3 separate regions of the Mus musculus genome follow, and all the other regions are linked to region 2. The links are chromatin loops, found by intact Hi-C in ENCODE. Cell type or tissue: left cerebral cortex. All regions are shown on one strand. Links, peaks and the distances in the headings refer to the core of each region. The heading gives the core; the rest is flanking DNA. Region 1 overlaps Sorbs2 (sorbin and SH3 domain containing 2). Region 2 overlaps Sorbs2 (sorbin and SH3 domain containing 2). Region 3 overlaps Sorbs2 (sorbin and SH3 domain containing 2).

Region 1 (10,518 bases), core at 1,344-9,343, 120 kb after region 2:
TGCTTCGTGTTAAACTAGTTCAGAATGAATCGCAGGAACTGTCTTCCAAATGATACCACTTTAAAATTCAAGGCCTACATAAATTTAACAGAAATGTGATTTCTCATAGTTAAGTAGGTCTAAAAACTAAGTTTAGGATCCAAAGAATTACAAACGGGTTTTCATGTGTTTGTTTGAAGTAAAAGGGAGAAAGTTAGCTTATGTATTCATGAAGCCCTGCTCCTTTCTTTTCAGATGAGTCAAGAAACTTCATCAGGCAACACTGTTACTTTGTGACCAGCGTTCAGAATGGTTTTGTTCTGAACAATTTGTTATTTGCTGTAGAATCTCCCACAGAATCCACAACTCTTTCATAGATATCAATGGTGTTCATGTGTATATATGACTTGGATGTTCAAAGTATTGTTTGGGCCAGGATCTAAAACAAAACAAAACAAAACTAAACAACAAAACCACATCTTTTTTTTTCCCCCTACATTTTGCTAAAAAGAAAAAAAAAGAAGCTTTGTGGGGCAGGGCAGGGAGAATGCACTCTTCTCACATGAAAAGCTTGCTGAATCACTTGGAAGTTGAGCAACATAGGCCCTAATTATAAGAGACTGTAATTCTAAGAAGGCCACAGTTGTCTGGCACGGAGCAATTCCTCGAGTGATTTACTTAACCTCTCCGAACAACAGTCTGTTTTCTTTCTGGCATACAGGAAGATCTGGGTGTTTTCTTCTACTTTACTGTAAAACATTTCGTTTTGTTGAGGTCATGGCCTAGGGGTGTTGTCTGGTCATAACAAAGTAAAATGCTTTTTCTCCACTATGTTTGCTTCCCAATCTCTTATATTTTGCACATCTGGTCAAAATTCTAGTTGAAAATGACCAAAAGGAAAAGGTAAGACTTCCACTGCCTGCTCCAAAAACTTCCCTATCTGGGCTTCAAAACTGGCCCTGCCACTGGCTGTTGTTCTTACGGGAAGTTAAGAGAAAGGCCCATCCCTCACCATGGTGATCTTATCCTCAGAGGGACAACAAATCAAGCATTCCTCTATCACAGCTCCAGAGGAGGAGGAGGAACATTACCTTTGTCTTCCTAGTGATTACCTTCGGGCTCATACTGTCTTCTCCACAGTCCTACCAAGTAGGAACCTGTGGATCACCGCAGTGTGAAATCGAGAAGCCTGACGCCAGGAGGCAAACTAGAGTGTCTCTAGTCATGTGGAGCCATGACAGTGCTGTGGTCAGAACCTAAACTTTCATAGCACTGGTTCAATGTGGCTAATGTCACACTCCCTCTCTTCAGGGAATGGATTAAGACCTAGGTCTTCTCAAGGAATGTATAGTTTGTCTGTCTGTCTGTCTGGATATCATAAGGCAAGGAGAGGGAGAGGGGAAGGAAGAGAGTGTAGTATGACCTGGGACCACATCAGAGACAGTAATTACATCTGCACCTTCTGTTAACTGACCATCTGGTCAGAAGTATGTCTAAGTCAGTCTATGGCAGTTTAAATCAGTGATTCTCAATATGTGGGTTGCAACTCCCATAGGGATCCTGTACCAGATATCCTGCGTATCAGATATTTACATTACAATTCATGTATATGAGTACACTGTAGCTGTCCTCAGACACACCAGAAGAGGACATTGGATCCCATTACAGCTGGTTGTGAGCCACCATGTGGTTGCTGGGAATTGAACTCAGGACCTCAGGAAGAGCAGTCAGCAGTACTCTTAACCACTGAGCCATCTCTCCAGCCCCTACATTACAATTCATAACAGTAGCAAAATTACAGGTATAAAATAGCAGTGAACATAAAATTCTACAACATGAGGAAGTGAGTTGCAGGATATTTGAACAAGCTGTGAACCCCAAGATTGTGTTATTTACCTGAAGAACCCGTTTCTAGTTGTGGTTGGCTCAGCCCTAGTACACACCTTTAATCCAAGAGCTTTCTGTTTACTGTAAACAGGAGGATTAAATAAAGTCAACCATAGGCCAAGAGTCGGAGCCAGCAACCAGTTGACAGGAAGTGAACATAGGAAAAGAAGACAGAGAGCAAGAGGGAGTGGGGAGGATAGGTAAAGAGACACACAGGAAGTAGAAAGGAGGGACCTGGAGGTTAGGGATTTCTGAGCATGGTGGAGAACTTCCTTTGGGGATATCAGCTGAGGAGGAAGGTCAGCTGGGTGCTTTCTCTGCCTCACCCCAGCATCTGCCTCCCAAGCTTCTCTTGATAAAATCAAATGTTTGAGATTTTGTTAAAAATGAACGAACTATATCAAAGGGTCACAGCATTAGGAAAGTCAGAAAAACCACTGCTTTAAAGGAAAATGAAATTCGGTATAAAACTGGGGACGGTTTCCTTATAATGAGGCATAAATATAAATTTAATAAGAGTGCTCGAGTTTTCTAGCCTCCACCTGTGCTCATACATTTCTTGTGGCTAAAAGCTCAGTTACTTTTCGACATTAAAAGCCACAGAGGCGTTAGCGAGAGAAAGCTTTGTTGCCCACCATGTGAATAAAGATGCCGGTAGTATAGGGCTAGTGTACCAGCCTTGTGTGACTTTTCCTAGGTGATGTAAACACCTAGTCACTCCATACAAAAAGGGCAAGGATAGACCAAAAAAAAAAAGGGTCCTAGTGAAGTCTTTCTGGGTTGCTGGTGAGGTTACTGGGGGTAATTTCAGGAACGTGGGTGACTTTTAAGGAACTGAAGCACCAAAAGTCTCATCCTAGACAAAATTGATCTCTTATATAATCTCAGAGAAGAGGGGAACCCCAGGAAGACTTTTGGTGATTCGTGAAGTCTTCGGAGCCTACTAAGCCACTCTACCTCTGTGGTGGAAGAGGCCTAATCTCATGGGCCTTTCACTCAGGTCACCACAGTGGCTCCGTTTCCGGGAAGGGGGTGGTTATGTCTGACCCAGAGCAAGCAGGCAGCTGGACAGTTGGCAGGCCCTCCTTCATGGTTTTAGCTCTGCCTTTTTTTAAAAAAAAAAAAAACAAAAACAAAAACAAAACAACAACAACAAAAATCCCTCCCTTTCTCTTTTGGTCCTTTTGGGTCCCACTTAAGACCCAAACAAAGTCTACATTTGACATTCTACCCAGACGAAAAGGACAAAAAAATAGGCAAGCAGGACCTTTCCTTTAAAGAGTGTAGTCTCTTGAAAAAGGCCCGCATGACGTCCTCTCAGGCCCACTGGCTAAAATGTGGTCAACAGAACCTGAGAACTGTAACCGGAGCCTGGTAAAGTCGTGAGTCTAGCTAAGATCCCTATAAATAAGAGGTAAGAAGGGAAGGTTTAGGAATCTGAGGATGTTACCTCCCCTGCTGCATAACCTAACTATAATTGATAAGAGACTTTATGTGCAGTACTACTGGGGCTTTGTTTCCAAACGTCAATTAGGAACGTCATTGGGCCGTTTCAACAATTGAAGGAAGATGTCTCACCTTGTCAAGCGCTACTCATTTACAGCTAAACCTAACACCTTCTGCTAAGCTAGTCATAGCCAAATTCAGCTTGTCACCAAGATATCAAGACAAACATTCTTGGAGCATGGGGCTCTAGCCCTCTGCCTTGGTTTGGTTTATTTACGACAAAAAAAAGTAGGTTGAGGGATGGAGTTGCAGAAATTGATCCGTATAACTGTTACTCTAGATGTCATGAAACTGATAACCAAATGCTGCAGAGAAAGGGGAAAATTGTTCAAATCGGCTTAGTATAGAATGCCCTAGCCTGGTGACATTGAATAATTCATTGTAGTGTACACTACACGCTGATTTGAGACTCTCGGTAAAACAGGCAAGACTGCTATTCCATTCTTCCTGGCTTATTCTTGACTTAATTCAGAACTGCAGCTCCTACCTGCTGCTTCCATGGACTAGATAACACTCCAGCCTGCCCACTGGTTTGTGATGTTAACATTACTGCATATTACCTAATGCATTACTCCATTGTCTTGATCCGACAGACAATAGGCAAGGTGAGTTTCTGAAAACCAGATTCTTCTTAAGTGTCTCCGGGCAAGCTTGCTGCTTCATAGAATCTAGCAGTCCATCTGCAGAGAGTTGGGCTCATTGGCAGGGCCAAGTCTGTCATCCAGAGGCCTTCGGTTTGTAGCAGGTTTACACATTGTCAGTCAGTTTTGAGCCAAACTGAGAGGGGATGAGAGCTCACGACGGGCCTTATGATATTATAAAAAAAGGGAGTGTGTCGGAACTCTTGCACATGTTTGACTTTCATTGTGCAAATGAAGAAGAAAAGTGCACACAGGACAGGTAGAGAGTGACCTGAAGGCACCCACCTAATTAAGTACCACACTCTGGACGTCAAGCTCATGGAAAAAAACACTTTCTGGTCTTGACTCTCAGAATAGCATAGTAATCCTAGATGCAGTAAACAGAGCCTTGAACACACACTCAAAACTGCCCAAATTTAGTGACATTGTATGTGTGTGTGTGTGTGTATGTGTATATATATACATATATACCTATATATATAACATGTTATATATACATATATATGACAAATTTATAATTATTAAATAAAGTAGTAATCAGCAATGAAAAAGAACTAATGATGTAGCAAACAGTTCTCAGTTTTCCCTTGGATTTCTCAAACTTTTCCTATATTGGTTAATATAATGCTAATTATATTAATACATGAAGCCATCATTTGAAATTATGTATGATCAATCCTCATACTTGGTTACTATGGCATTGCGTTCAGGGAAAACAGCAGCTTCTGTCTTTTTTTTTTTTAATTGGCCTACTCTTTTTTTATTATTATTATTAGATATTTTCTTTATATACATTTCAAATTTCAAATGTTATCCCAAAAGTTCACTATACCCCTCCCCTCTGCCCTGCTTCCCTACCTACCCACTCCCACTTCTTGGCCCTGGCATTCCCCTGTACTGGGGCATATAAAGTTTGCAAGACCAAGGGGCCTCTCTTCCCAGTGATGGCCGACTAGGCCATCTTATGATACATATGCAGCTAGAGACACGAGCTCTGGGGGTATTATTTGGTTTTATGCCAGGGATCTTTCTGTTGAGTACATCATCTCATCCTATCTTCCCTCTGATCCTCACCTGCTTATGACTGTGGAAACCGATGAAGAACAACATATAGTGGCTCTCTCTATGTCTGCCAGCTAGGAAGCAACTGCCACCTCATTCACTGTACTGTCCTGACTACGAGCAAAGCCAGATGACGTCTCTCGTAAGTGTACACACAGCAAGCAGTAGACTGAGCTCTGGTCTTTTCCCTTTCATGTTTCCTCTCTATTCCTAGTTTAACTCACTTGACCTGCTTGTATTTCTTAGTTTGTGTCACATCCTCTCCATTGACCTAAAGCTACACATATCTATAAGCACTTATTTTCTGTGGTGAGGTACCCATCTTCTCATACCTATGTGTAATGCTGTTATGTTAAGAAATTAGTAAACAACTGGATAATTTCATAAAACTAATAATATATGTTGAATGCAGGACCACAATTGGAGAACAAAACAGCCTTGCTCTGACACCAGACACATTCTTGGCTCTCTGCATCTCCTCCTTTTGTTCAAAACAGTCTGTGTCTTAATATCTTACTGGAAGTAAGTGGGTTTTTTTTCCTTTTGGCATGTTGACAATGGAGCAGTTATGCCCTATAATCAAAGGAAAACATGAACTGGCCATCGCCTAGCAACTCACTAAAGATTACTCCCAGGGAATAATTTATGGGTCTGAGGGTAAGAGCATGCAACGTGTAAGTTCAAAGCCAACAGACCCCACACTTGCTCATTAGGGTCTTTTAATCGCCTACAGGCACATGAGCATGGTTTTTGAATGATACCACTGAGCCCAAAAGCACACACACACACACACAAAATGTCACACATGGGAAATTTCACGTGAAAGAAAGTCAAGAGCTGCACCCTGTTTGGTTTTTTTTTTTTTCTGTTGTTGAAAATCTAATTACAATTAGAAGTCGCTAGTAATAATTTTGCCATTCTGCTGCTGTCTTTGCTAAAGCCTCTTCCACCTTCTTCATGTAAAGAGACATCTGTCACACAAGGGTGGTCTGCGTCACTGCAACCTGGCCTTTCCTGACGTGTTCCCCCAGTGGGCATCGTCTCTGCCCGTGAAGTCTGCTGTACTGAGATCAGTCAATCAAACGAGCTCCCACTCACTCCCAGGAAGCCGCAGCACTCAGAGCCTTAATGAGCCAAAAGAAGGTGCGATCAACACAGACTTCATTCGGCCATCTGTGAGGCAAAGAAACAAATATGGCTTGAGAATACTTCCTTCTGTCTCTCCAATCCATGACTTAATCCAACTCCGTTTAAAATCGTTTATGCAGAAAAACCCTGACTGGGGAATTCATTTGAATGATGACCAAGGCGAAGGAGGATTCCATATTTGAAATAATTTATCCAGGATTCACACCCTTGAAGGCTAGGGGATGTTCACTTCTTGCTAGCAGAGGAGGTTCCATGTTGGCAACTGTGGGTCAGCCCCACTTCTAAGAGCTCTGTGCATTTTGATCCATGAATTATTCCCACAACCCTAAGAGGTGGGCTGCACTGCCAGCCCTATTTCTAGGTGAGGAAACTCTCTCTGACTCAGACAAAGCAAGCGAGGGACTTTTTACAATTACCCATCTGCATATGGCAGAAAGGGCTTTGACAAAGCTGACTGGGCTCCCGGTTCAATGCTACTGCTTATAACCTGGATCAATGGGGGGCAGCATGGTCCCCTACTCCAGTTACTGTTTGGAAACCAAAGGTTGCTGGGATGCTGCCGGTCCTTAAAACAACTCCAGTCTGGCTCATGAGCATTTGCTCTGAAATTCTCTTCCTGTGCCCGCTGTCTCTCCACAACACAGAACATGCACCCATTTCTATTTATTTCTCAAGCAGCAAGACTTCTTCTGGTGAGGGTCTTGCTATGCACTTCTCATTGGAAGCTAAAGAAATGCCTTCATTGAAATGTATGCTGTGACACGCTCCACTGAAATTCATGGAGCAATTAATGTATATTATTACTTACCCACTGGGCACTGAGTATTTTTTTTATTCTTCACTGACACTGTCTTTAAGGTGTTTATACTTAAGGGAAATGTGAATGAAACCATCATTCCGCATGCTCCTAAAGGATTTAAGCTCAGGCTATGTTTTCAGTCAATTATATTTCAAATGATGAGATAATTTTTTTTATGTACTACATAAAATAGTCTTAAAGTTTGTTTTCTAAGGTATTTCTTTTTTTCCCTCACTTATTGGATATTTTCTTTATTTACACTTCAAATGTATGTGCTCGCTTCGGCAGCACATATACACTTCAAATGTTATCCCCTCTCCAGGTCTCCCCTCTGGAAATCCCCTATTCCATCCCCTCTCCCCCTGCTTCTATGAGGATCCTCCCCCACCCACCCACCCACTCTTGCCTCCCCACCCTGGCATTCCCCTATACTGGGGCATCAAACCCCAACAGGACCAAGGGCCCCTCCTCCCACTGATGTCTGACAGGGCCATCCTCTGCCACATATGCATCAGGAGCCGTGGGTCCCTCCATGTGTACTCTTTGGCTGGTGGTCCATTTCCCAGGAGCTCTAGGGGATCTGGCCAGTTGACACTGTTGCTCCCCCACAGGGTTGCAAACCCCCTCACCTTCTTCAGTCCCTTCTCCAACTACTCCATTGGGGACCCCGTGCTTGTCCAATGGTTGGCTGCAAGCATCCACTTCTGTATTTGTCAGGATCTGGCAGAGCCTCTCGTGAGCAAGCACTTCCTGGCACCCGCAATAGCGTCCAGGTTTGGTCACTGTATATGGGATGGATCCCCAGGTGGGGCAGTCTCTGGATGGCCTTTCCTTCAGTCTCTGCTCTACACTTTGTCTCTATTTTTCCTCTTGGGAGTATTTTGTTCCCCTCTCAAGGTATTTCTAAAGTGTAATGGAGTACCTTGTTATTCTGATAAGTTAGAGTCTATAGAAGCAGTCAATTTTATTAGTGTTTATCCTGATTTTAAACTGTCAATAACATTTTTCTTTGTCCTCAATTCCTGTAGGCTATAGTTGATGTATTTCTTTAAGATAAAACAATTTTATTATTTTAAGATGTTTCATTTTTGAGATATTTATATATGTATATGATAACACATAATTATATCTACCCCTCATTTTCCCTTTTGAGTGCCCCAATACCCTTACAACTTCATGTCTTTTTTAAAAAATATATAACCTACTAAATCAAGACTAAGTCAAGTTGGTACTACTCATGTATGGGTGTGGAGCCATTCCCTGGAGTATGTAAAGTCTACCATTTGCCATATACACCATAGAGAATGTTTCTCCAGCGCTTTAGAGACGCCTCTTTGGCTAAAAGTCCTTATTCTTGCAGAGGACCCAGGTTCAATTCCCAGCATCCAGATGGTAGATCACAGCCATCTATAACTGCAGTTCCAGGGGATCTGCTTTCCTCATCTGACCTCTGATAATACCAGACTAGCACATGATACAATACATACAAGTAGGCAAAATAATCGCATAAAAATAAACCAATAGGCGATTCCCCCACAGTTACTGACAATAGCTCCTCGATAGAGGGTAAGGCTTGAATAGCTTGATTCTGTGCAGGTCTTGCACAAACAACTATAGCTTCTGTGAGTCTATGACTGTAATATGTAAAGATTGTACATCACAGAACTCCTCACTGTTCTCTGGTTCTTACAATCTTCCTGTTATCTATGATATTCCCTAAGGCTTGGTGGTAACAGAATTAATATAGATATTATTGTTTAGGGCTGAACACTCAGTCTCCTATCTGTAGCTCTTTGATTTGCTACATATCTTTCCAGTGACTGCTGCTCAAGAAAAAAATAAATTCCCAGACCAAGGTTAAAAGCAGCCTAGGTCTATACATACAAACATGAATATCTGGGAAGCAATTTGACAGCATGACCATTTAGCAAATTATCAATAGCCCAAGGGCCTATGACTTTAGCCAAGGGGTATCAATAAGGATAACCATACCAGGAATTAAATTTCCTCCTATTGAACATGCCTCTAATCCAATCAGACACCATTACCCATAATGGTGATGCCGCCTTTGCCCCTTGCTTGGCAGGGCCTTATTGTAAGCCCTTCCCCAATTTGTTATGCTTTCCTTAGAATTCAGGAGTAGTTTGTGGAGGGAAACGCTGCAGATTGCAGGAGACAAATTTAATGCTGAGATAAAGTTTCCTCAAGATCTTCCTTTTCTGTTTGAATAATCCTACCTTATAGTATTGTAAGAGAATAAATACTAATGATGTTAGTCTTAACATCAACTCTCTCAGTTTAGGCAAATTATAGAACCAACTATTTCTAAAACTAACTATGATTAAGTAAATTCTTTTATTTGCAAATGTTAACATACATTGACGAGAAAACTTTTTATAAGCCTTAAAGCCTATCATAAGACATTCCATTATGATTTATTTACCTTTAACAAGATGATTTATAAGCCCTTTAATCTGTAGTCTCACAATACAGTTCCTTATCTTTTCATAGAATCAAATGTTAGAAAGATGCCATAAGATAAACGCTAAAATCACTGTTTGAGGAATTCAGGTTGCAAGATTCATTGCTTTTTTGTTGTTATCATAAAACATGTTTTTGTGAAGATTTTAGGAGACTAAATGAGGAGAAAAAAGCCTGAAGCAGTTAACATACAGACAGAAGTGTATTAACATTTTACAGACTGCTGTGATTCTGCTGGGTGCTGGCTTAATGTAATCCTGAAGTTCAAGTATGACCTTGATATGCATCAAATATTGGAATCATTGGGTGCAGTGAGAGGCTGGTGACACAGGTTGAAGTTTTGTTTTTGCAAGACACTGCTCAAAAATATCATGGCATCCAACCTGCTGACCTTGTGCATGGTTAGAAGCATTCCTTTTGAAAAAAAATTAAAAGTCTGTTAAAATGCAAATGTGTTAGCTTAATAAGAGACTATCTCATCACTTGTACTTTTAACAAAACCCCAAAAGATTAGATGTTAAGCTCTAACCCCATGCACGTAGCCAATTAACTTATCCCAATTAATGGATGACAGTTGTTATAATTGAGAAAACTAATTTCTCGTTACACTTCAAGATCAGTGATAGTCACTAATATTTCACTTACAGAATTCAAAATGAAGGTCCCAATGGGAAGTGGTAGTTTCGGGGTGCACAGAGTTGTTCTGATGTTAACTGAATTCATACCCTTGGTCAGAATCCAAAAGTAGATCAATTAATGTCTGATTTCACAAATGTAAACAAACAAACAAAAAAGGTAAAAAGTGGTGTTCACTATCAACATGTGGCAAAATTAATTCATAGGCTGCTACTTTAATGACACATGGGGCCACAATGACTGTCATTTCTTTGAGACAGGAATTCTTACAGCCCAAACTATGCTTGAATTTACTATATAATCAAGATGACCTTGGATTTCTGTTCTCCCGACCTCCACCTCCCAAGTTCTCGGGATTATGGGCTTGCATCACTGTGC
Region 2 (10,518 bases), core at 1,471-9,470:
AACTTATGGACCCAGAGGGGAGGAAATATGTCACCTGGAAACCCATGCTTCCCAATAAGCTTTAAGTAGTTGATTTTTCCACAGGATCTTTATTATCAACACATAAAGGGGAAAATGTAGGAAGGGTCACCATGGGAAATATGCATATCCAAGGGTGTTTTAAATGATAGTGCTGGATCTTGGGTTGTGGGCAATAATGGTAGTCTCTAAAGTTAAGAAAAATTCTTTTTTACTAGATATTTTCTTCATTTACATTTCAAATGCTATCCCGAAAGTCCCCTATACCCTCCCCTTGCCCTGCTCCCCAACCACTTCTGCTTCCTGGCCCTGGCGTTCCCCTGTACTGGGGCATATGATCTTTGCAAGACCAAGGGCCTCTCCTCCTAATGATGGCCGACTAGACCATCTTTTGCTACGTATGCAGCTAGAGACACAACCTCTGGGGGTACTGATTAGTTCATATTGTTGTTCCACCTATAGGGTTGCAGACCCCTTTAGCTCCTTGGGTACTTTCTCTAGCTCCTTCATTGGGGGCCCTGTGTTCCATCAAATAGATGACTGTGAGCATCCACTTCTGTATTTGCCAGGCACTGGCATAGCCTCACAAGAGACAGGAATATCAGGGTCCTGTCAGCAAAATCTTGCTGACATATGCAATAGTATCTGGGTTTGGTGAAGAACTCAAGAAGCTGGACCCCAGAAAATCTAATAACCCTATTAGTAAAAATGGAGTACAGAGTACAAAGAATTCTCAACTGAGGAATACTGAATGGCTGAGAAGCACCTGAAAAAATGTTCAACATCTTTAATCATGAGGGAAATGCAAATCACAACAACCCTGAGATTCCACCTCACACCAGTCAGAATGGCTAATATCAAAAATTTAGGTGGCAGCAGATGCTGACGAGGATGTGGTGAAAGAGGAACACTCCTCAATTGCTTGTGGGATTGCAAGCTGGTACAATAACTCTAGAAATCAGTTTGGCGGGTCCTCAGAAAATTGGACATAGTTCTACCAAAAGATCTAGCAATACCTCTCCTGGGCATATACCCAGAAGATATTCCAACTTGTAATAAGGACACATGCTCCACTATGTTTATAGCAGCCTTATTTATAATAGCCAGAACTGGAAAGAACCCAGATGTCTCTCAACAGAGGAATGGATACAGAAAATGTGGTACATTTACATAATGGAGTACTACTCAGCTATTAGCAACAATGAATTTATGAAATTCTTAGGCAAATGGATGGATCTGGAGTATATCATCCTGAGTGAGGTAACCCAATCACAAAAGAACTCACATGATATGCACTCACTGATAAGTGGATATTAGCCCAGAAACTTAGAATACCCAACATACAATTTGCAAAACACATGAAACTCAAGAAGAAGGAAGACCAAAGTGTGGATATTTCATTCCTCCTTAGAATGGGGAACAAAATACCCATGGAAGGAGTTACAGAAACACAGTGGAGCTGAGACAGAAGGAAGGACCATCCAGAGACTGCCCCATCCGGGGATCCATCCCATAAACAACCACCAAACCCAGGCACTGTTGCTTATGCCAGTAAGATTTTGCTGACAGGACCCCAATATAGCAGTCTCTTGTGAGGCTATGTCAGTGCCTGACAAATACAGAAGTGGATGCTCACAGTCATCTATTGGATGGAACATAGGACCCCCAATGGAAGAAATTTAATTAATTAATTAAATTAAAATTAATTAATTCTTAATTTTGCCCAGATTACAAAAATTTTACCTGTGGATATGAGAGGGTGGGACAAGTATGAAGTCTGACGGAAGGAACCAATCACTTCTATTGTACAGATTCCACAAGCCAACCAATGGCATCATGATATTAACACATAATTATTTTCTATTTTGCCACAGTTTAGACTTGTATCATTAGGATTTTACTGGAGGAAGTGGAAATCCACAGGCTAAGGAACTTGACCTATAGACAATTTTTAGATGCTATTATTGGGTCTCTGTGGAGAAGGCTAAAACTCAACAGAGATAGTAACATGGCCAGACCAGGTGACTATGTGGGAGAGAGCAGAGTTCAAATCCAGCCTGGCCATGAGTCCTATGATCTTTGTGATGCATGACACTTCTTTTTATTCTAAACTAAGAGCACCCTGGCTAAGAACTATGAGTTAAGTGGCAGAGACATGCCTCAGTGGTTAAGAGCTTTGTTATTCCTGTATCGATATCCAGTAGCCACATATAGTGGCCCACAACTGCTTATAACTTCAGCTCTACAGGATCAGACACACTCTTCTTGCCTCTTCAAGTGCTGGCACACACCTCTGCACATATGTTCACACAATCATGCACATATGTGTACACATCAATAATAAGCACTTCATTAAAGTAAATTTTTAATTTTAATTTTTTTGAAAATCAGTGTTTTAAAAGATGATTTAAGTGGATGTTAGATTAAAAGAGTAGTAGAAGTTAATGTGAGACATACACTGGTTTGTATCCTCGTGTTTACTTAACTTTGGTTTTCTTTTTTTTTTTTTAAGGAGAGCTAAATGTGGACAAACATTGCAATGTTGCACACTGAGATTCATATTTCACTTATGGTTACTAAGTATTGACTATGTGCCTGCAATTACAAAGGCACATTAAAATGTGGTGTGAGTCATCCTACCAACCAAACAACCAAAAATGGTGCCTGGTTGTCTTTTAATATCAACTAGACCTTACTGCAAAAGACTAAGTCCAAATGGTATCCTAATGCTGACCTGGTATTATTCCACATACACCTCACTTCTGCAAGCCCCACAGAGTGCTCAGGTATGATGGGGGCTTTGGTGGCCTTCAGACTTGTGTGTGCTCAGTGACTTCTCGCTGGAGAAGACACCAGGCTTTTCATCCTGCTGGAGTCCTGGGTGATTTTTACCACGCCTCCATTTACCCAAGAAAACCAGGTTCTCTCGGTGCGCCTGCAGAAAGTGCTTCTTGAACTGTTTGTTTTTCAGAAAAGGAAAGTTGTTCCCAAATCAATATGCTTAAGGAAATGGAAAGCCCTTGATTAGCAGCCAAGAGGCCTCCTAATGAAATGACATTTCCCTCCAGGGATTTCAAGTGGTTAATGGAGCCTGGCGCTCTCTGGGTAAAGTGCTTGTGCTTGCTCTGTGCTATGCTGAGCTCTGCTATTATAAACACCAGTACCCCATGAAAGTGACCCCAAATAGGCACATTTGCATGTGCATGTGTGTCTTTAGACAAAAAAAAAAAAAAAAAAAAGAAAGAAAAATGTCTGTATTCATAGCTGAGTTCTGTGGCTACAAGTACATTTACTATGTGAACAAACTCAAAACAGTTCTCCATGAGCCTTCAGAGAGTGGTGGCCAGTTATCAACCTGAAAATACTAAATGCTCATATAATACTGAATGCATGGAAACAATAAGATTAGTACTGTGCCCTGGAGAATTTTAAGCAGGTGGTTCTTGGAAAGATATACAATCTCTGGTTGTTTTTGTTTGTTTGTTTGTTTTCCTGAAGGAAGTAAACAGAACACGGTCTATATGATGACAAGGTTTAAATATGTTTATAAATATGCAAGGACATCATTCTTGGTTTTTCTGGTATCTTCACATTATCTCTGTGTAGAAAATGCCTTAATTTTAAAGCTCAAAATCCCATAGAAACTAGCAGAAAACATCTGAATATTGTAGAAGAATTTTCTTGCATCCAAAGAAAGGCGAGAGACAATCAGAGACTGGCAAATTTTCTCTGGATGGAAATTTTCAATTCTTTCCTTTCCCCTAGTCTCTTCACCCACCTCGGAAATAGAGACACTATCTCCTAAAAGTGACTACAGGTAAATCTGATCATTTATAATCACAGTGTATTTCTTGACTGGAACTTTAAAGAGGAGAATCTCTTTCATTCTTCCTTCCTTCCTTCCTTTTTTCTTTCTTTCTTTCTTTCTTTCTTTCTTTCTTTCTTTCTTTCTTTCTTCCTTCCTTCCTTCCTTTCTTTTCTTTCTTTCTCTCTCTCTCTCCCTCCCTCCCTCCCTCCCTCCCTCCCTCCCTCCCTCCCTCCCTTATTTCTTCCTTCCTTCCTTCCTTCCTTCCTCCCTCCCTCCCTCCCTCCCTCCCTCTTTCTTTCTTTCTTTCTTTCTTTCTTTCTTTCTTTCTTTCTTTCTTTCTTTCTTTCTTTCTTTCTTCCTTCTTTCCTTCCTTCCTTCCTTCCTTCCTTCCTTCCTTCCTTCCTTTCTCTCTTGTTTCTCTCTTGTTTTTTTTAATTAGATATTTTCTTCATTTACAATTCAAATGCTATCCCAAATTTCCCTTATACCCTCCCCTCACCCTGCTCTACAGCCCACCCACTCCAGCTTCCTGACCCTGGTAGTCCCCTGTATTGGCGCATATAATCTTTGCAAGACCAAGGGCCTCTCCTCCCAATGATGGCTGACTAGGCCATCTTCTGCTACATATGCAGCTAGAGACACGAACTCAGGGGGTACTGGTTAGTTCATATTGCTGTTCCTCCTATAGGGTTACAGACCCCCTTCAGCTCCTTGGGTACTTTCTCTAGCTCCTCTCTTTATTTTTTTTTAAATAAAATTACAAATAGGAAACCATGATCTTAGAGATATCTTAATGCAGACTTCTTAATTACTGAGAAAATAGAGGCTTTCTAAGTTTATCATACCTCTGAAGAGCTTTTTTGATACATCTATAGATGCCTACGGAGGCCAGGAAATTTCATGATCTGCTGGATGCTGGATGCCCAGTAAAGCAGTGTAGGTGTCAGTCTGAGTCTGAAGGCCTAAGAACAAGAGGAGTGACGTCCAAGGGCAGAAGACAGATGCTTCCATAGAAAGAGGAGAAGCGAATCCACACTTCTCCTTTGCTATATCAAGTCTCTGAACAGATGGGTGCTGCCCACTCACACTGGCGAGGTCCTATCTTCTTCACCCAGTTTACTAAATCAAGTGCTGATCTCTCTTGGAAACACCCTCACAGGCATCTTCAAAAAGATTTACCATCCATCTGGGCATCTCTTAGTCCAGTCAAGTCCACCTCTGAATTTAACTATCACATGTTCTGAGTATAAATACAATGGAGTGTGACGGTCTCGAGCACAGGCAGTTGGAACATGATTAATGCTACTCGAAGGAGAGGAGGCAAGGCAGGTTTGTTTTGTTTTAAAATATAACTCATGACATGACATCATCAAGTCTTTCATTTATTTATTCACTTTACATCACCATGTCAGCCTCCTCTTCTCCTAGTACCCCCTCATGCAAGTTCTCTCCCCATTCCACCTTCCCCTTCTCTTTTGAGATGGGGAAGCCCCCTCTGGGTGTCACTCACACACACACACACACACACACACACACACACACACACACACACACCCCATGTTGCTTTGGAACTAGGTGCATCTTCTCCCACTGAGGCCAGACAAGACTTCCATTTAGGGTTGTGGGATCCACAGACAGACAAGCAACAGGCTCAGAGACAGCCCTCCTTCCAGTTGTTGAGGAACCTGCTTGAAAACCAACCTGCTCATCTGCTGTATGTGTGCAGGGGGCCTAGGTTGAGCTGGTGCTTGCTCTTGGGTCAGTGATTCAGTCCCTGGGAGCCCACAAGGGTCCAGATGAGTTGACTCTGTTGGTATTCCTGTGGAGTCCCTATCATCTTTGGGTCCCTCAGTTCTCTCAACTCTTCTGTAAGACTCCCCAAGTTCCCTCCAATGCTTAGGTGTGAGTCTGCATCTCTTTTCATTGGCTGCTGTGTGGAACCTCTCAGAGGACAGTTATATTAGGTTCCTGTCTGCAAGCATAACAGAGTAACAGTAATAGTGTCAGGGATTGGTTCGTACCCATGGGATGGTTCTCAATGCAGGGCAGACATTGGTTGGCCATTCCCTCAGTCTCTGCTTTACTTTTTCCCCTGCACAATTTGCAGGCAGGACACATTTTGGGTAGAATTCTTTTAGTTTCTACAAATAGAGATATCTCTTAGATTACATTTATCTGAAGGGCAATCATGACATATCAAAGAGCTATGAATACATTTGCTTGAGTTTTGACATGGTTGAAGAAACTCTTCTCATTCTTTCCAGACGCTTCCTTGTAAAAATTGTTAGCTTAACATTGGGGTTAAGTCAGTGGAGCAAAATCTTAGGTTCCAACATGGCTTCTCAGCGTCGGAAAGATGCTTTGGGGACTGGTGGCAAGCAGATGGCTCAAGGTGTACATTTTTTCCAACTCAGATATCACTAACTGTGTATCCCACACGAGAGTCACGTTTAGCATTCCCCCAGATTTGAAGAGGAAGTAGAGAGTCAGTCATTCCTGTAAGGAAAAAAAAGCTCTCATGGGAATCTTCAAATCAGGTCTGCCTCTCCTTCCCATTTATATCATGGAAGGGCTTTGTTTTATCAGAAGCCAGAGACCAAGTATGAATTAGCATTGCCACAATCATGGAGAATGTTAGGTTTGTACAATTGTAGGAATGACCATGGAGGGTGTGGATCAGAAAGCCACGATGAAACCCTTATGCCATTTAGAGCAGACTTTGTTGGCCATCCAGTTGTTCTTGTGATTTTAACAACCAAATGCCTGGCTTCTGTTTCCTGGCAATCTAGATCTGCTCTTTATTTCTTTTTTTGGTCTTGATAGAAATTAAGTGGTCTGGCCATCACCATCTCTCAGTCCCCTGTGAAGAGAGCCAGATGGAACAAGGCTCTTTTATATTTGAACATTCATCAAGAATTGAAATAATATGAAGACCCATGCCTGCCCTCAGGGAGACATGGCATGCTGAGCTACTCTACAATGAGAGGTAAAGCATCAAAAAAACCAAAGATAGCATTAAAAAAAATTAATTTTAAGAACATGTGGGTTTATTTAGGAGAAGGAATTTTAGAGCCTATTATTGAATTATCCCGACACTGCACCAAAGCACTTTCATTTCAGAATCTCAAATATGTGTATTTGAGGGAAAGAGGCAAACACCGATTCCCCCTTAACCCACAGCTTAAGCAGTCAATTCATAACGACACTTTGAATTCATGAATCATCTCCTTGTCACTTGAACTGAAATAATGGAGAAAGACTTTTTCCATTAAGGTAAAAAAAAAAAATCCTACTTCAAATATACCATGGGCTAAAAAGTCTTTCAACAGCTCAAGCCAGAAACCACAGTAGATCAGTAGAGGGCTCTTGTTCTCTGGAATGAACCCAGAGTCAACAGCAGCATGCCAAGGTACAAAGACCTCAACCAATTCTGGAGTAGGAAGAAGATGCTCTGCCAGCCTGATAGGGCCCTACCCTAATGGGGTCCTGAGATGGTACCTCACATTCTTCAGGATCAGCCATTCAAGTGGTCCTCTCAACATCACTTGAAGGCCACTGTCTGTTTCAGTCCATCATGTTGCTGAAAGACGATGCCTGAAAAAGCAGTGTAAGGAAGGAAGAGTTTATTTGGGTTCACAATTTGGGGGTTCAGTCCACCATATCATCAGAAAGTTGAGGCAGCTAGTCACATTGTATTCACATGTTATGAGGGAGAGAACACTGACTACTCTTGCCCAGTTCTTTTTTTTTTCTTTTTCTTTTTTTCTTTCTACTTAGTCTAAGACACATGCCCACAGTGCTGCCCACATTTCTCTCCTCAGTTAGCCTAATCTAGAAACTCTCCTATAGACATGGACAGAGCTTACTTATTTTAAATCCATCAAGTTGACACAAAGATTATCCAAGATCAACAAGCTTTTTCTAGACCAGCTTGCAATGGTCTCATCTCACTATGAAACAACTATGTCACAATCATCTCTATGCCACAACTATGTCACAATCGTGTGTATCTTTGATGAAGCTACAGCAGTAAACATGCTCGAGAAAATATGTTCCTCTGGTTCCTCTAGAGTCTTCTTAAAAAGTCTCAAAGCAACTTCAAAATGATTAGAACATATTTACTGTAGAAATGAAGGTTAAGCTTCAGGTCCCCATCCAATCCACCTAATTGTCAGATGAGATATTTAAAAGCTTTTTTTTTTTTTTTAATCAGGAATGCCTATAACAGACATGAAAAATTTGGGTTTGATTCTGAACAATGAAAATTTTCACTTATGCAAGGGTTATTTTTCTAGTTTTTTTTCCAAGTTCATCTTCATAAATTTATGCAGAATCATGGTGGTTATTTATATGACCAATGTTTTACCAATACAAAGTTTAAGACAGTGTGTTATGATTTCATGAGGTCTAAATCATCGCTTGGCCAGCCACTCCCATTTCTCTTTCTGTTCCACAATATTATAGTTCCATGGCTAAAGGCATTTAGTGGTTCTTGTAGGTTGACCAGTATCCACATGCCACAGCCCCTTCTCCAACAGTGTTTATAAAGGCCTGAAGCACACAAGAACCATTACACACTTGGCGTCAACCCTAGAGCCTTTATAAAAGAGAGGGGGGAGGGAGAGAGAGGAGAGGGGGAAGAAAGTGGGGAAAATGGAGAGAAGAGGGGAGAATGGGAGAGAAAAAGAGAGAAAGAGAGAGAGGGGATAGAGGGAGGGAGGGAGAGAGAGAGAGGAGAGAGGAGAGAGAAAATAAAAAGGAAATCTAAATTCTCTCCATCTCCATTCCAGGACACTCATGTACTCTGACGATTCCTAAGCCTCCAACTTAGAGTGTCACTGCTACTGAATCCCCAACTTTAATTGAAGTTGGCAGATAGCACAACAGCAAACTATGGTTTGGGGATCACGTGGAGATTCTTAGTTTTCTGGAGAATTTAGAACCCACGCCAGACCACCTCCAAGTTTTCAGGAATGTAGTAAGTTATGGGATTCCAAAAGATCCAGTTAGCTCTCATACAGATGGCAGCCTACTTGCTGTTTGAGGAGAACAGCCATCCAGAGGACCAGAGAATGTCACTGAGTAGTAAATTGAATAGACCAGTTCAGTACCAGGTTTGGTCCTTAGGACAAATATATTTTCAGACCAAAAAAAAAGATATTTGAAAATTTTTGCTTATTGTTAATGAAGTCCATTTCTGCCTCATGAACATATCTCCTTAGATGGGTGCCTGGTGCTTCCACAACTTAGTCACCAGCTCAGGCGCTAGTGTACAAATTCTTGCTCTGGAATGACTCATTGCTAAGGTTCAAGTCGTCACATTCCTTATGGAGTCAAGGTTACTATAATTGTCACTGCTATGTCCAGCAGCCTGGGAAGGGCAATGGAGTGAAGGGAATGTCACACATGCCATCATAAGTCACTCCCTCATCCTTCTGTGGGGATCTGGCTGGAACCTAGAGAGGTGAAGGAGGAGTTGATCTGTCTGGCTGATGTAGACACAGGGACCACAGCGGCTTCAAGAATGGAATCTGAGTTGAGATTGTCCACCAGGACGCATGTGAGTGGCTTTAATTTATGGCACCAACATTTTGGCACTCAGCAGCCACCTCCATCCCAGGCAGAGCGCGATACCGGTACATCCATCCAAAAGATACTGCAGGTGTTTCCAGAGGGAAACCAACTTTGATCATTCCTCCCAGACAGCAAAGAAAGCCATTTCTTTGCTAGGTAGAACTAGCAAAACTCAAGTTTTATTTCTTATCCCTTCCCCCACCAAAAATTATTATTGTCTTAAATATAGTGCAGTAGAAAATTAAAATACAAAAAAATTAAAATACTGTCAATATTATATCTATTACCAAACAGAAGATAAGTGTAAATTCATAGAATAAGCTTCGTCTAATTGTTTTGGTCCATATCCCCTTTTATTATTATTTTTTAAAGCATCCCCCACAGTCATTCTTTCCACACACAGGCATCCCTGGGATCAGGGGCCTACCATGAGTTACTTTCCGATATCTTGGTTGTCATCCTACAATAACAGTTTGCCCAGTCTTACTTTCCTAGTTTTTATTACACATGTAGAATATATCATTTTTTTTGGCTCTCAAAATTAAATATCATAAATAAAAGCATTAAACACAGTGTTTTTGGAGACTCTGGCTCATCCACAGCAACTCCCTCCTCTGCTCTCTCTCTCTCCCAAATGTTCCTGAGTTTGAACACTGAATTAGATAAATAGCAGTCTGTCTCATCAGCAACAGACTCATCCTCCCCCCGCCTTGCTTTCTGCCTCATTGACTGTCTATTATCACTCTTTTGCCTTAGGCTTTACCAGGGAGATTGCTCTCAGGAAGATCCCTCAGGCTTTCGTGCCTTGATCTTAGTCATTTTAAAGTTTATCCAGCACCATCCAGGATGGCAGAAGCAGGCAGATCTCTGAGTTAGAGGCCAGCCTGGCCTATAGAACGAATTCCAGGACAGCCAGAGCTATACAGAGAAACCCAAAAGCTAACAAATAAAGTGCTAAAGTCAGGTTTATAGACACATAATTAGGTGATGGAGTTGTGGTGCAGTTGGTAGAGTACCTGCCTAGCATTCAAGAAGCCCAGGGGGTTGGATTTCTAGTACAATATAAACCAGGTATGGTGCCAGAGGATAGGAATTTAAGGTCACCTTTGGCCAGGTAA
Region 3 (10,518 bases), core at 1,108-9,107, 110 kb after region 2:
GGACTGCAGAGGAAGGGAGGGAAGGACAGAATCTCAAGAGAACTTTCTTTTTGCTTAGTGATTGTGTTTGTTTACTTAGGGCTGCTAGGGGTGGAACTGAGGGCCTTGGGCACACTACACAACTCACGTGTACTCTGTCACCAACTCACATCCCAAGCACACACGATGAAATCTCTTGAGTGGGTTGTAAAAACAATGAAGAGTAACTTCATTCTACCCTTGTCCTAAAAGTGTTTTCATTCTCATAGAGATGCCAGCCAGAAGAAAAGTATCCCCGTCATCAGGCATTGCCCAGACCCAGCTTCCTGCCCACTCGGGACAGTGCAAGGTTGTCAATTACAGATGGGGCAATATTTATGAAATAACATGCCTAGTTAGAGATCGACTTCAAATAATGTGACTTGTTTCACTGAAAGGCCATTTGAATATCTAGTACTAACTTCCTTCTGACCTTAATCCATGTTTGTCATTATAGACTGTTAGAAAATACAATACATATTGTAATTGCTTGATTCCTCCCTACCAACTTTAGAGGACATGAACGGCCTGACCTGTCTTCCACTCAAATAGAACATGGAGATAGTCCAGTCGTGTGTTTGCCTTGGCCACCCTTTTCCACAGTGTGGAGTGGGGCATGCATCTCAACAACAAAACTAAAACCAAAGCCAAAACCAAAACTAAAAAAAGAAAAGAAAAACATAAAAACAAAAATCCCCCAAAACAAAAACAAAACAAAATAACCAAATAAACAAAAACAAACAAACAAACAAACAAAAAACCAGAATCCGCCTCTCGGGCCTTTTTCAACATCACCAGTTTTACATTTTCTCCCTATTGCTCAGTACTGCAAATGTTATAACCCAAAGCCAAGCATTCTCCTCTCTAGCCCTTTTTGATTTTTTTTAACTTTAAAACATAACTTCTTTAGCTAAAGAGCTTACTCACACAGTAGCTGGTCTAACAAGACTCCATATTAAGGAAAGACTCAAACACTTTGAACATCTAGTGAGTAATTGTGAATATATATAAGGTAAAGAAGAAACCGCCTGTACAGATTTAGGTGACTTCTGAGATATGCCTGATGTTAGCCAGGCCTAAGCTGCACTGGTCCCCACACTCAGGTGGGATTCAGACATCAAGATCATGTCACAAACTTCTCCCTTGTTAGTGACCGCATCACCTTTCACCTCTAAGAGGACTCCCTCACGAAAGAAGAGTCATGAGGTTTTTAATTTAATTGAATTTGGTTCATAATTCCAAAAATGTTTTCTTCATATCATTAATGATCTGATGTACTACTTTTAAATTGTTGGAAATTTGGAGAATATGCATCAGTATTCACTATGTATATTGTATTATATAACATTTTAATATTCAGAGTTTACTGAGACATATTTCAGTGGTGATGTTATAAAACTCTGTGGGTTATTTTCAATGTTAAAACATCTTTGTTCTCGTTACTTGTTCGTGCAACCATTCCATGATACTCTCTGCTTGTTAATGACAGTGCCTGCCTACCTATAACTTCTCAGTAGGTAGAATACACTTTTTTTTTTTTTTTTTTTTTTTTACCATATAGACACTTAGAGTTAACACTTTGAAGGCCTCCAAAGAGCTTCTAATACAATTTCATGGTTTTTCAATCTTGGCCTCCACTGGGATCCAGAATTGAAAATGGGCAGAGACCTCATTTCTTTGGGGTGTCACTACCCCATGCTTCTTGCTACTAGGATCATCTTGCTTGCTTGCTAGCTACATGGCTTCCTCTCTCTCTTCTTCTGAAATTGCTTATATAATACACCACTGAATAATATTTCACAAATTCACCTTCATATACACACACCCAGTGTTGAGTTCCTTAATTTTCATATCCCCTTGGGTTAAATCAGAGTTGAGTCCTTGAGTTGCTAATTGACAAAAGACTCCGAGTCTATACTTCAGCCAGATATTAGCTTTCTAAGGCCATTGAAACAAAGGACAATAATTTGGTAACTCTGTTATCTCCCAATTCCCAAGTCTAGAACACTAAAATTAAGGAGTTAAGAGGGCTAGGTTGCCTCTGAGACTGTTTTAGGGAAAATTCCTTCTTTGCTTCTACTAAGGCTCTAGTGACTTCTAGCAATTCTTGGCGTCCCATGACTGTGGTGACAAGATCATAGTCTCTGCCTCTGTGATCACACAAGTCTTCATAACTGTCTCCACATCAACCTCAAAGTCTTTCTTGCCCTCATTCCCCCTTGATAATAGTCATTGCATTTAGGTGCCCTACTCAGTTAACTTTGTATCTATAAGGATGCTACTTCTAACCAAGGCCACCTTCATGGATACTGAGTGCTATGAATGCTGATTTCAGCATACTTTCTGGGAAGACACAACTCATCCAACCATAGTGACTATTAGACATGGAGTCTCACCAAGCAGACAACAGCTTCAAAATATCTCCTGCAAGTTCAAAGCTTCTCAGTCTCAACATTCACTTTCCTCCACGCCCAGACAGCGAATCCACTCTGTAGGAGCTAGGGAAAAACGTGGGCATCTGTTCCAAGTTATTTGTAAGCAGAACTAGAATACAGGAGAGGAGTAGACTAATAGTCCCTCAGTATCACCCAGGCACTTTGGTTCTCAGACAATACTTGAACTCCTAAAGAACATACAAACATCTCCCTAAGACATTTTCCTAGGTGCTATGAATCTCCTTGTAATTGGTCCCTTTGTTTTTAATTATTTCTGTCATACTTCAATGCCATTCCTATTCACACACTCTATCTGAGATAATCCTCTAACAGGATGGAGTTTCCTACATCCTAACATGTTCTTTGATTGCCTTGACTTTGGAGAGCAAGGAAATGCCCTGGAATTTTTTGCTGTCATGAAAACAATTTAGAAGGTCGTTGATCTCCACTGAATTTTTCCATCTTTGCTGATGGTTTATTTTGTATAGGAAAAAATTTACTTCCTCCATTGTAAGTCATTGTTTTTACATGTGCATGCTTTTAAAGGAAGATCACCCATGGGGCACAGGTATAAGATTGTGGGATTTGTTTGCCATTATTATAACCAATACTAGTCTGTGTGCTAGTTTTCCTGAAGCAAAAAATATGGATGGGTGGTTGAGTGGGTGGATGGGCAGATGCAGAGACAGACAGGTAAATAGATGATAAATTGATGGTAGACACAGAAAGAGAGAAAGAGAGAGGGGAGAGAGAGAGAGAGAGAGAGAGAGAGAGAGAGAGAGAGAGAGAGAGAGAGAGAGAGATGGGTAGATGGATAGATAGATGGGCTTACAGATATTGGTAGGTGACAGACTGACAGTACTTCCTAGTCTTTGATTATTGTAACAGTTTTTAGTATAATGACAAAGAGCATCTCACTGAAAAATGAATACCAAGAGGCTTAATTAGGCATGACACTGAAAATGTATTTTATAAATATTTTGCTAAGTCGATAGGATAGGAAGTGATTAGTGAGGTGGTTGTTTTGCCTTATGCTGCTTTTAGAGCCCATTGACATTCCTCATCGGCATTAACCATCTGACATGTTTTCCACTTGGAGGAATAGTCTGTTCTGAGTTCCAATTCTTCCTCTATTTCCAGTGTGCAGGCCGAGAGTCTCTACTGGAATTACCAGGATGACACTGTGCACTCAAGCAAACCCTGAACATCATTGAAAGGAGGATTTTTAAATTAACCATTTGAGTTTTCCAAACTCTAAGCCCTTCTCAGTGTGTGGTCACTTGGCCACAAGAAATCCCTACAAAACAGATAGGACCGTGAGTTGCCTTTGTCATAATAGAAGAATATTGACCAATTTAGTGGTCTCCATAGGAATGTTCAGTATAAATATATCCACTGATTGTCTTTACATTACCGTATCATTGTGTCAGGAAGAATAAGATTGGGTAGAATTTTGAGCTGGGACAGGAAGGAATCTCTTCCCAGATCCATGATAGTTAACATCCCGCCATCCCCTCCAAAGGCACAGCTCCAATGACCTAACTTCCTCTCGCTGGTCCCATCTCCATCCTTCCTGTTTACTCAGAGACAAGAAGGCTAGGACTTGCTGCCCAGCTGCACAAGCAGTGATGTGTGTAAGTAAAGCCCAGATCTATGCAATCCCATTATCTCTAAGGTAGGGTAAAGTTGAGCTTTTTCAATTTTCTAGTTCTGAGATACCCAGTGTATAGCAACTGCTGCAACCAGGATCCTATGCCAACGGCTGGAGCAGTCACACAAGGGTTCTCTGACATTTTAGACTCAGAGGGACTAGAATGACATTTTAGTCACTTTCTGAAGGTTGTCTTGTTAGTGACAGAAATAACTGAGTTACTGGTATTCTCTAACAACTTTCTGCATGCAAATGCTGCTCTTATTTTACAAAATAGCAAGTGCTACTGAAGCATATGACTTAATACGTTTTCTCTGACACCCTGATGGCATCGTTGTTAGTCAGATTGCCATCTTTATGACAAAATATCTGATCTAATCAACTTACAAGGATCTGTTTTAGTCTGTGGCCACTTGCCCTGTCAAATGCTCAGCTGCAGCTGAACATCAGGGTATTGAAACATGCAGTGGAGGAAGTCTGTTTACATCACAGAGACCTAGAAGCAGGGTAAAACAAGTGGGGGGAGCTTTGTGTCCCAGTGTCCTGTCTCAGGCCACCCCATCCCACCCCACCCCCGTGACCTCACTTCCTCCTACTTGGCTCATCTCTTCAACCTCTTCTTCCATTTCTCAGTAGTACCATAGGATGCTGACCAACTTTTTATCTGATATGCCCTTGGGAAACATGTAAAGGCCAAACCATGAAGTGTCCATTTGAGTGATATTTACAAACAGATAAAAGGAAGATGACTTATGACTTTTAAGTGACAGTGGTGGGTCCGCATCCTCACAGAGAAGTCTCCACTGCCAATTCAGGGCTCTATCTAGTGAATGACACCAAAAAAAAAAAGAGCTCTTCTTTAATATAAACTGAATGTGAAGGAAATAAGTACTTGAAAAATTGCAGCTCACCATCTGGGTGACAAATGTGTATTTGGGGATACTTTTTCTTTTGATAAAATTAATGTTGATGTTTTAAAAATTCAAATTATATTCTCAATATTAGCTTGTATATTAGACTTCCAACCCAATGTTTTTACTATTTCTCCGTAGCATGAAAGTATTCTTTGATAACAAAATTCCATTAGCTACAGAGGAAATTAAATATATAAATTGTAACACCCCTCAGGGTAAAATACTGAAAGCTAGATATTTTCTAATGTTAAACATTGAAATTCTTAACATTGAGTATGTTATATTTCTCTGAGTTCCCCCCAAAAAAGAAATTATGTAAGTCCTACTGTACATGAAAGCCCTGCGCCCGACCATCCCCACCACCACCACCAACATCACCACCACCACAGTAGATTGTGATCGGTCTAAAACTGAACAGAACCATCTGGAGTGTGAATGGCTCATCAGACTAAGGCAAGGCAAGTGAGAAAGTCCTAAAGCCCTCTCCCAGGAAACTGAAGATCTGCCCACTCCCTGTGCTCACAGACCAGAGACAAGAACTGGGCTCTGAGACCCTGGCTCCCAAAGCGGCAGAACTGTGACCATCATTTGTCAGGTTGGAGAGGGCTGGCCTAAACCAACTCAGGGCAGACGAGAGACACCCTTCTCTTTACTTATTGAGGAAATGGAATGTGGGGAAAAATCTCAGATGGAAATACCGTGATAGACCACACGAAGGAGTGCTGTGCGTGAGGAGAGCTTTTCTTAGGGAGAAATGAATAGAAAGTCAAAGAGAAGGCTACACCTACCCAACCCTGTATCACCACACTGGAGCTCAAACTTTGGGTCTGGCTCATGCTAAGTGAGCTCACTACCAGCAAACAAAGTCCTCAGACTTTTCCCCCACCTTTTTTTTTAGTTCAAGACAGGGCCTCCATAATTTGCCCAGGCTGGCCTTGAGCTCACTCTTCAGCCTGACCAGACTTTGAACTTGAAATTCTTCTGCCTTGGTATACCAAATAACTATGATTACAAACATATAACACTCGTCCCAGGTTCTCTTTCTTTGTCAACTCTATATACTTAAAGATTTATTTATTCTCTTACACTCTCGCCTCTCTCTTGCCTCATGCCACTTGATCCCCCTCTTTCCCCATCCCCTCCCCACCCCCTCCACATGGTCATGGCCGGCCTCCACTTCCCTACTCTCTCCTTCTCTCTGCCTTTCTCTGCCTCTACTACTCTCTTAACTCCCCTCCCCATGCCCTGAATAAACTCTGTTCTATACTATAAAATAACAAGATTGATTTATTTATTTTATGTATGTGAGTGTTCTATCTGCATGTATTCCTGCATGACGGAAGAGGACATCAGATCCCATCATAGATAGTTTTGAGCCACCATGTGGTTGCTGGGAATTGAACTCAAGACCCCCAGAAGAGCAGCCAATGCTTTTAACTTCTGAGTCATCTCTCCAACGTAACAGTTTTAAAGTATATGTTCCCTGAACAAAGTTTTATTTGCTCAATACTGGGAAGACACACTTTACCAGATAAGAAAATAGAAGAAAGGAAAATAAGAAAGTTTCTATAGCTCTCTCTCTCTCTCTCTCTCTCTCTCTCTCTCTCTCTCTCTCTCTCTCTCTCTCTCCACACACACTCATGTGTGCACGTGAAGGCCAGAGATTAAGCCAGAGTGCCATTCCCACAAATACTGTTCACCTCCTTTGAGACAGTATTTGTCGTTGGCCTGGAGCTCACCAGTTAGGTTAGACTGACTGACCAGTATATAAGGCACAGAGCTTTACCTGCCGTCTCCACCTCCCTGGCACTGGGATGATAGCATCTACCATCACTCCTGGTGTTCCTACTTGCTGGGGACCTCACCTCAGTTCTTCATGCTTTCACATCAGGTGCTTTTCAGACCAGGCTATTCCCAGCCCCTTATTTTAAGGGTATTTGTTTGGTTTGAGGCATGTTTTTGTTTGTTTGTCTTTTACTAGTTGGTTCTTCAGCTCAGAATGGTCTCAAACTTAATACAATCTTCTCCCATCCTTGAGTGTTAGGAGTCCAGCTTTCAGTCATGGTGTCTACCCACACTCTATTATCTGTGGTAAATGCTCTACACCTGTCATCTAACCCTCACAGCAACCAGAAGCAAGTTAAGTATTCTGTCTTATTGGTCTGATTTTACATCGGAGGTAGGAAACGTGGGAAGCCTGACTCTGTGTCTTGGGTGACGTCTTCCCCGAGAACGCACTGGTGAGGTCACTGGTCAATGCTGGCAAGGGACCTGGTCATCAGACCGACTTCATCCCAGGCCAGATAGACATACTGCTGGGATTTGTTTCTGGTCTTTCTTTTGCCAAAGCATCAAAGCAGTGTGACTTAATGAACTGCTTGATTGACTGTTTAAGACACCGGGGAGGTCTCGTAAGAGCCTGGGGAATGCCGTCATCTTAATTTACTTTTTTTCCTGAGCTTAGAGTCACCATGAGTGAGTTTAGGATTAGGGAAGGCTCTCTGGTTGGAATAACTTGTGTTATACTGTGCTTCAGTTTGTAAGGATTTGGTGAATAAAGGAGACATTTGGTCAACCAGATTTAGCCAGGGCGTGGCTCTTTGACCAAACACTAATCTTCCCAACCCTTGCGTGTCCGTGGTTGAGGCTGTAAGGAATGTTTCTCCGTGCACATACAGATCCGCTCAGATTTCTGGTGTCAAGCACAATGGTGTATGCTGACCTAGCAAAATATTCTCAAGACATTCCCATCCACAAACTCTTTGCCCGGGGAGGCAGGTTGTTTATTAGCTTGGTTTTCTTTTGACAAGCTAAGCTCCTATCTGAGTGAGAGGTAAAGACAAAGGTAGAAACCAAGGGAAACTGAGGCCAGTTTCCCTCAACAAATGTAGACCCCCAACCAGTGGGAATCACAGCCATCGTAAGCATCTATAAGACCTTGGATCTTTGTAACCGAAGACAGAACCTTGATGCCCCCCTCGTTCTACCTGCATAGATGAAAGACAGATTTTTTTTTTATTGAACAGCCCAGTAATCTCTTCAGAAGTTATTTCATCTGAATGTACTAAAGGCCAAATAATTATGTTATGCATGTAAATTGTAAGCATAAGGCCACAGCACAAAGACAAGTTAATCTCTAAGTCAATCATATTCCCTAGACTTAGTCATTAGGAAAAGTACCAAGTCTACCCTGAGCATATTCTCAGACAAACATTAGCCAGTAGTTCACAATGGTGATCAAGGTGTGTTTTCTTGGATTTAGTTACTTCTTCTGAACCAGCTATTCATCTTGCTTTACATTAAAATGTAGGATAAACATATTTTTTTATCATAAAATAAGCAAGCCAGGGGGCATTTTGGGAAACCATGTTTGTTGTATCGTCATGATTTAATTACCTCAGTGAGCAATTTGCTTCCTAATGAAGACAGTCTTGTTGAAAGAACTTGTTGGACTTAATCTCTTCAAACATTTCTTTATTCATCATGCACCCCAATGATCTGATAAAAGGTCTAGTTTGGGGATTTGACAACAAACCTGCTAAGATTCCATTAATTTAAAAATAAAAAAGCACTGACCTATCCAAGTAAACTTCGCTCACTATAAATGCCCTACACAGAAGTACCAAAAACACCAGCAGATTTGCTAAATTTTTCTAATGTTTACTTCTATGTATTTTTACCATATGAGGAGACATTACCAAAGTCTGTTGACCCTGCATTGATTTGGCTAGCCGTCATGGCTATATAAACAAGAGGACATCAGCATAAAAGGTGGTCTTTCCTTGATATTCTACCCATTTTTCAGAAAGGATGAGAACATATTTTGCTGAAGCTACTTTGATCCCATCAGTGCTGCCTGAAGTGACTCACTGGGTAACCATGGAAACGGAATCAAGCAGTGAGAAGGGATGTGTCTGTGTGGACTGTTTTGATGCCCTGGCCTCTGTGGAGATAATCTATTAGGGATTCCTAATCTGTCCCCATGCTTTCAGGTTTCCTCTCCTTTCACACTTTTGTGACTCTCTGTAAAAGCCACAGCAAGTTTAAAAGAAGGCAACTGAACACTGTACCCTCAGGACTTGATGTTCTTTCCAGAAATGTGTCTCATATTTAAAGATGTGTGCTCGAATGTCCTAAAAACGGACTCTCCTCCCAGATCCATTTCTCTCCCGTCTATTTCTGCAGTCCTGGTCCAGGGCCAGGCTCTCATACTATATTTATGTCACTCTATTTTTTCCTGTGTCTCTTTTCATAAGGTTTTAATATATTAATACTTACAAAGAGAAGTATTTAAAAAAAAGCAAGAAAATAAGCATCTATCTCATTATACATTAAAGTTCCATCAAATGTGTGTATGTGCACCTCTGTGTGTGTGTGTGTGTGTGTGTGTGCATGTGTGTGTGTGTCTCTGTGTGTGTGTGTCTGTCTGTGTGTGCATGTGTGTGTGTGTGCATGTGTGTGTGTATGTACATGTGTGTGTGTGTGCATGTCTGTGTGTATGTGCATGCGTGTGTGCATGTGTATGTGCATGTGTGTGTGTTTATGACACCTTAAGTATGGTTTTCAAAGCTGCATGTACTACTCTAATGCAACCTGACAAAGTTCCTATCAAGCAAACTCTATAGATTATATATCTATGGAACATGAAGCTTCTAAAAGGGGGCCCTTAAATTTAAAGTCAAGTTATAATACTCTATTCCTTCTGTAGTAAATATATAAGACATATAGTAACAAAAATCTAAATAAAATATGGCCTCTGCCCCTGAGAAGCCATGTACACCATGAAGTAAGGCCAGATGAGGTGATACAAGCCAAGGCTGCCTCATAGTGAAAACACATTTATTTAACTCATCATGTTAAAATGAAGTCAATCTCTGCCTCCAGGCAAGGAGCTATTACATTGTATGGGAAGGAAGGCATTCGGGACTACTTCACAATGTGCTTCTAATAATGTGTATTTTTTTTAATCATTGATTGAAAATATCTTTTTTAATTGAATATTTTCTTTATTTCCATTTTATATGTTTTCCCCTTTCCTAGTTTCCCCTCTGGAAACTTCCTATCTCACTCCCTCTCCCCCTGCTTCTATGAGGGTGCTCCCCCACCCATCCATTCCCGCCTCCCCGCCTTCGCATTCTCCTACACCAGGGCATTGAGCCTTCACTTTTAAGAACCATTAGGAAGAATCTCAATGAGGGAAAAACTCACAAGAACCCAAGCCAATCATATCAGTTGGTCAACCAGTCATGTGCTCCTCAACAGGGACTTACTGGAGCTAAGATGACTCCCTTAAGATCCAGGGCAATGTTTAGCATATGGTGGGCACCCAGCCCTGGTGTGCTGTTCAGATGCTGATGAAGGTTAAACTGTGATCTTCAAAAGGCAGGAAACATCCTGAAGACCCCAATGTGAAGGAAATAAAGGGTAGCGTCCTGAAAACTTGCCTGGAACTATAGTCTTGGGAGGGAGGGGAAGATGCAAAGGGGGGGGGGGATAAGGG

What was found. Hi-C counts contacts between places; a loop is a spot of excess contacts. Peaks named below come from ENCODE experiments on the same cell type or tissue, not always from the same donor. Only the 100,000 strongest peaks of a DNase experiment are listed, where the experiment ranks them.
Region 1: a loop joins it to region 2, with 5 times the contacts of the local background. A loop is called at or near these places in 3 of 42 quality-filtered maps.
Region 3: it touches region 2 in a loop (6-fold over the local background); 3 of 42 quality-filtered maps call a loop at or near these places.

The regions. Positions count from the first base shown.
Region 1 is chr8:45,709,322-45,719,839 of GRCm38, forward strand. The region is part of intron 2 of Sorbs2 (sorbin and SH3 domain containing 2); the gene reads left to right. Among named protein-coding and RNA genes, the nearest start is that of Gm30635, 36 kb to the left of the region's middle. In left cerebral cortex, for the core only: no CTCF peak of the experiment used is centred there; DNase peaks (open chromatin) are centred at 5,178 and 6,318; H3K27ac peaks cover 379 bases.
Region 2 is chr8:45,588,997-45,599,514 of GRCm38, forward strand. All of the region lies in intron 1 of Sorbs2 (sorbin and SH3 domain containing 2), which reads left to right. Gm16351 (a long non-coding RNA gene) reads right to left here. Exons shown (of 5, transcript XR_003947381.1): 1 at 7,693-10,518; 2 at 7,325-7,420; 3 at 4,672-4,788. Among named protein-coding and RNA genes, the nearest start is that of Gm16351, 11 kb to the right of the region's middle. In left cerebral cortex, for the core only: no CTCF peak of the experiment used is centred there; DNase peaks (open chromatin) are centred at 4,927, 7,631 and 9,222; H3K27ac peaks cover 1,194 bases.
Region 3 is chr8:45,694,846-45,705,363 of GRCm38, forward strand. All of the region lies in intron 2 of Sorbs2 (sorbin and SH3 domain containing 2), which reads left to right. Among named protein-coding and RNA genes, the nearest start is that of Gm30635, 21 kb to the left of the region's middle. In left cerebral cortex, for the core only: no CTCF peak of the experiment used is centred there; DNase peaks (open chromatin) are centred at 4,332, 5,457 and 8,965; H3K27ac peaks cover 2,244 bases.